Linked DNA regions of Mus musculus: region 2 is linked to region 1. Evidence: chromatin contacts called from ENCODE Hi-C or POLR2A ChIA-PET data. All regions are on one chromosome and are shown on one strand. Each heading gives the region's core, a stretch centred on a gene start or an enhancer-like site at or near the end of the contact. The rest is flanking DNA. Distances are from core to core; before and after follow the strand shown. Region 1 holds the start of Pon3 (paraoxonase 3). Region 2 holds the start of Pon2 (paraoxonase 2).

Region 1 (2,606 bases), core at 61-2,560:
TTCCTCATACATCTGAAAATAAGCCACAACCATCATGAGAGCTGCGCAGGTGCACCAGGATACTGGCGAATCCATTTTGGTGGAGACATGCCCCTGCTGCCCTGATTAGCTGAAGCTGCGTGCCTGGTGAGGTGACGTGGCCTGCTGTGAGTGGATGAGGGCTGAGAGTATATAAGAGTGAGAGGCCTGGGTCAGAGAAGGAAAAAAGATGAGAGAGAAAGTTGAAGTGAGAGAGATGAAGACGGAAGTTTGCTGAATAAACTGTTGTTAGAAGGACTGGTGGTCGTGTTGTTCTTGCTGGTCAAGAGCGGACGCTACACCTTAGTCCTATAAAATCTACCTATTTCAAAAAAAAGCTCTCTTTTTAAACTGAATTCTGCTGCTGCTACCTCCTATTAGTAACTAAAAAGAGATGATCCTTGAAGGTGCGATGTTCCCTAAACTCAAGTGTCTGGCCATCTTCAGTCTCTCCAACAGTATTGTTTATCTGAAAGGAAAGTTTGCTCTTCATTGGAAAGACCTGAAATTCACAGAAGAGTAAGACTCTCCCATAAAAACGATATATTGTTGTTGATGTTATTATCATTATTATTATTAATATTATTACATTCTGCTCATCTTCCAGATTGCCAGACAGATGGACTTGTCTACCACCATGAAGGCACCAGGAAGTTCTGAGCCAAAGTTCAGAGCTCTGGTTCCTCGAGAAGGATGAGCCAAAGGGCTCGTCTTTCAGGATTTTCTTCTTCAGGGTGTATATGGAGCAATTTCTCCTCTTACATGCAGCCTGCCAGAACTCTGAAGCTTTAGTCTATGAACTCTGGCTTCCCAGGCAGCTCTCTCACATCACTCCACTGGAGAAGCTGAGGTTAATTGAGTTCTGTGACTTTAAGAAACAAATTTTCCACACCGTGAGGATTCCAGCTTGTGAGTTCAAACCTGAATGGTCCAGAGTTTAGCTGACCTTAGCCTAGGCAGAAATATGTTCTTGGACCGCTTGCCTGGAGAGCCAGCCTTAGAATCTGCACATTAAAGTGGCCTTGAACCATCGCTAATAAAGGTGGACTTGAATCAGAAGAACAAAAATCCCCTTGAAACTCAAGTAGACAAGTGGCTTTGAGCCCTCCATGTGGAGGTGGCTTTGAGCCTTGGCGCAGGAGAGAGCAAAACTCCCAAGACTGCTAGAAAGGATCAGCACAACTGCCAGGAGGTGCAGGCAGGCGGGGCACAAGGGACTGATCAGTGGGCGGGACCCTGAGTCCGCGCCCCAGAGCGGCACCAGTCTTCCTGCTTTTTGCCTAAGGCACCCAGACACCATGGGGAAGCTTGTGGCGCTGACCTTGCTGGGAGCCTGTCTGGCCTTAATAGGGGAAAGGCTGCTGAATTTTAGGTGAGTGGGCATCTCCATGGAGATGGCTTCAGCTCTTTCCTTTCTAGTCCACATCAGGGAACTCCTGCTTCCAACTTCCTAGCGTTTCCTTCCGGAAAGGAGCAGTTTTGGAACCTCAGTTCTTAGTGACCTTCTCCTTGAGACTCGTTCACTAGCAAAGGGGACAGCTGCGTGCCTTTCTAGGCTGCCAGGGTAGGAAAGCCCACGTTTGATTTCTGAAGGTTGGGTACCTTTTCCAGGTCTTCTGCTACATTGCCTTTGTGAAAGACCAAGTCATTTGGAAGTGTTGGACTTGGGGGAGGGGATCAGACTAGCAGCTGGGTGTTTATAGCTGACTCAGACACTGAAAGTGCGGGCCGTTCCAGAACCCATGCCACATTGGAAGATGAGCCAGGAAACAGGGAAGAGAGCTGAACCCCGCGGACAGGAACTGACTTGAAGGGTAGTTGACTTTTTGAAGTAGAAGATCCGGCAGGGAAACCCTCCCGGAATTACTGTCTCAAGCAAACTCAGTTTGATCTGAAAGATTTTTTTTTTTAAAGGTGGGTTCTTCTCCTCCCTCCCCTTATTGCTACTTGGGGCTAAGGCCTCTGCTTGTCATCTAGTTGTTTTTATTCTTTCTCTGAGGAGTGACTAGTCTCAGAGGTTCGCTGCTGCAATCTGTTCAGACACTGATGTCTGTTGGCAACGCTTTCTAGTCCAGCTTGAGAGGGCTCGTTGTCCCGCCTGCTCCCCAAACAACAAATGGCAGAATCTTCAAATAGTAAATTTAAGAGTGGTACAGCTAGGAAGACTAACACTTGCCTCCCCACCCTCACCCCCAAGTGTTAAAACCATACCTCTAAAGGATAATTTTTATAAATGATCAAAAGATAAATCTACCTTCAGTCTTCTTGAATACAGTTCAATTAATATTTTAATTTCTACCTAGTATTTAGAAGTCTATTTCAGTGCAAGGTAAGAGCGCTGTGCTGAAAAGCACTTTGGCTAACTAATGCCTTTAGTAGTGTCAGGTCCATAAGGTACCTTTGCTAAGATAAGTCAGCATAAGCTTAGTTGAAATGAGGAAGTTAGAGCTAAAGTTATCAGTTCAGCTCCTTGGAGACCTCAGAGAAATTTGGAATTTTTTTCTCCCTACTGGAGGAAGGAGGTCCAAAGAAAACAAGAAAATATGAAATGGGTAAGTACAGATTCATATTAGGTAATAGTTAAGAAT
Region 2 (2,606 bases), core at 41-2,540, 42 kb before region 1:
GTGGGAATTAAGCACTGGGAACAATTAGGAACTGATTTCAAGTTATACCCAGTAGCTGTCGCAATCTCAACGAGTGCCCTCCCTCTTTATATTTTTATAAGTGTATATCAATAAGTATTAAAATGAAAAGGGAGAAAGAAGAGAAAATTGATTAGTACTCCAGTGAGTCCCGAGTTTGTGGTGTTTTAGTCTAAAATCTTTTTTTTTTTTTTTGGTTTTTTTTTTTTCGAGACAGGGTTTCTTTGTGTAGCCCTGGCTGTTCTGGAACTCACTCTGTAGACCAAGCTGGCCTCAAACTCAGAAATCCACCCGCCTCTGCCTCCCAAGTGCAGGGATTAAAGGTGTGCGTCACCACACCTGGCTATAAATCTTAATATAAAAGGATGTAATTCCAACTCTAACTTCTTATATAAGACCTGTCCAGAACCACTTTTTTCCCATCTAAAAGAAGAAAAAAAAGGAAAGGAATATTTAAAATGTCTGAACGAGAGAGATGTCTCAGCACTAAGAACACTGGCTGTATTTCCTGGTGTAGTGGGCACCCTTTTCTGACCTATGTGGATACCAGGCATGAATGTGGTGCATATACTTACATGCAAGCAAAACAACCATGCATATGAAATAAAGAACTAAGGCAAAACATATTACTCTAGGCAGGGCCTTGAGTGGCCCAAGAACTTGGCATATGGAGGTAGACAGATCAGAAGTTCCCTACCAGCCTGGACCACATGAGACCTTATGTTCAAAACAATAAGAACATTTAAAAGTACAATTTTAATAGATTTCATATATATATATAATATACTTTCTGTGTTGTTTAATAATTACTATCTAAATATATTTTATATTTAAATATAGAAATGTTATACACACGTATGTGTAATAACAAAACTAGTGTATGACTGTAGATATGGCTCAGTACTAGCCTAATATGAACAAAGTCCTGAGTTTGTTTCCTAGCTTCTCAAAGCCAAAATTATACACAACAGAGGGGGAAAGTATCCTCAAACACCAGGCCAAAACAGCAAAAAGCAAGCCCAAACTTAACTAAATTAAGGGAACTCCGCAGAGGCCACCCTAAAGTTTTCAGGGAGCTGAGCAGGTGCAGCTGCGCGAGGATCGGAGGCTTGGCGGGGTGTTTGTGAAAGGAATCAAGTTCAGTTGGGTTCCCACGCGGGCATGTGCGGATGTGCTCCGAGGACGAGGCGCCGGGCGGAGCCTGGGCTGCAGAGCCGGCGCTCGGGGCGGGGATCGGGCGCGGCTCCGCGCTCGGGGCGGGGAGCTGGCCCAGCGTCCGGAGCTGCTCGGTCAGGCCCGAGCCAGACGGCGGGCCGGTCCCGCACCATGGGCCGGATGGTGGCTCTGAGTTTGCTGGGCATCGGGCTGGCGCTGCTGGGCGAGCGGTTCCTAGCGCTCAGGTAGGTGCTGCCGAGGGTCCCGGGTCGGGAGTCCCTAGGCTGGGACCGCCGAGCTGATTGGGGCGCTCGCGCGGCGGGTGGGAGGGGGTGAGAGGGGGGGAGGTAACTGGAGAGAGAGCTTGTTTAGTTCGGGGGGGGGGGGGGACCGGATGGAAGGAAGAACTTCGGATAGCTACCGGTGCTCCGTTTAACCGACCCAGTCCACTTCCACCAAGACCTAGACACTTTGGGAAAAAGTTTTCCAGCGCTTGCTGGTGCCGAGGTTCCTCTGCCTAGGCTGACAAGAGAGAGCTTTGCAAATTCCCCAAGGGCAAACCCAGTGCTTTAATTTGAAAACAAAACCATTACTCATGCGTGGACGCTCTAATTATACAGCTTCATTTTAGGTCACTGGTGCTGTTCTGCTCAGCCGGAACCCATCCCTCCCCAGCATTAATAGTTGGTGAAACTTCAGGGTTTCCGTCTTGGCGCTGGAGATCAAAGACGCTTGAGAGAGACAGCTACTGTTCTTACATCATTTCCTTATTTATTGACCAGAGTCCCAGAAGCAGAGCGAGCGATTGTTTGTTCTGGGTAGACATCATACTTTCAAGTTACCAATTCAAACTTTATAAACTTCTTGCAAAAGTGTTCCGGAACAGTAGTACTCAGCTCCTTATAGGGTTAAAGAGAAAAGACAGTCTTCTGTAGGCGTTCTGGGAGGCAACGTAGACTCAGATGAGGAAGGCGGGCAAGTCTGAAGGGTGTGCTTCACACTGGGCCTCTCTCTAATAGGCAAAAGGGAAGCGCCGGCACTCATTGGTTGTTTAGCAGCAAACTGCTATGAGTCTTGCATTGTACAAATAAGCCCGAAGGGCACAGCAACGGGGCCTGGATATTGGGATCTCCCGGAGTCTTGACGTCCAAGTAGCACCATGTGAAACATTCTAATTCAGTTGGTTCTGATAGGGCATCGGCCTTGGGTTTTGGGTGCTTTTCTAAATTTTAAATGAATTCTTGGTTTTGAGACGAAGTCTCACTGTGTATCCTCTGTTTTGAAGCTCAGTCTGGTCTCAAAACTCAGGATTCTTTGGTCTCCTGACTTCTGCTATTATAGGCACACGCCAGCATGACAGTCAGATTTCCTTCTCTTCTCTTCTCTTCTCTTCTCTTCTCTTCTCTTCTCTTCTCTTCTCTTCTCTTCTCTCC

Evidence for each region. A loop is a pair of places that touch in the nucleus more often than their neighbours do. ChIA-PET counts read pairs that join two places held with the same protein, here RNA polymerase II (POLR2A).
Region 2: a loop to region 1 is called in a map of gastrocnemius, with 5 times the contacts of the local background. The contact joins the promoter of Pon2 here to the promoter of Pon3 in region 1. A Hi-C loop is called at or near these places in 9 of 37 maps with a recorded cell type or tissue (T-helper 1 cell, adrenal gland, gastrocnemius and 2 more). POLR2A ChIA-PET finds 5 or more read pairs at or near these places in 2 of 5 experiments (Patski and embryonic stem cell).

What each region holds. Positions count from the first base shown.
Region 1 is chr6:5,254,937-5,257,542 of GRCm38, reverse strand. It overlaps Pon3 (paraoxonase 3), which reads left to right and starts at 1,310. Exons shown (of 9, transcript NM_173006.2): 1 at 1,310-1,390. The coding sequence starts at 1,317.
Region 2 is chr6:5,297,024-5,299,629 of GRCm38, reverse strand. It overlaps Pon2 (paraoxonase 2), which reads left to right and starts at 1,290. Exons shown (of 9, transcript NM_183308.3): 1 at 1,290-1,418. The coding sequence starts at 1,345.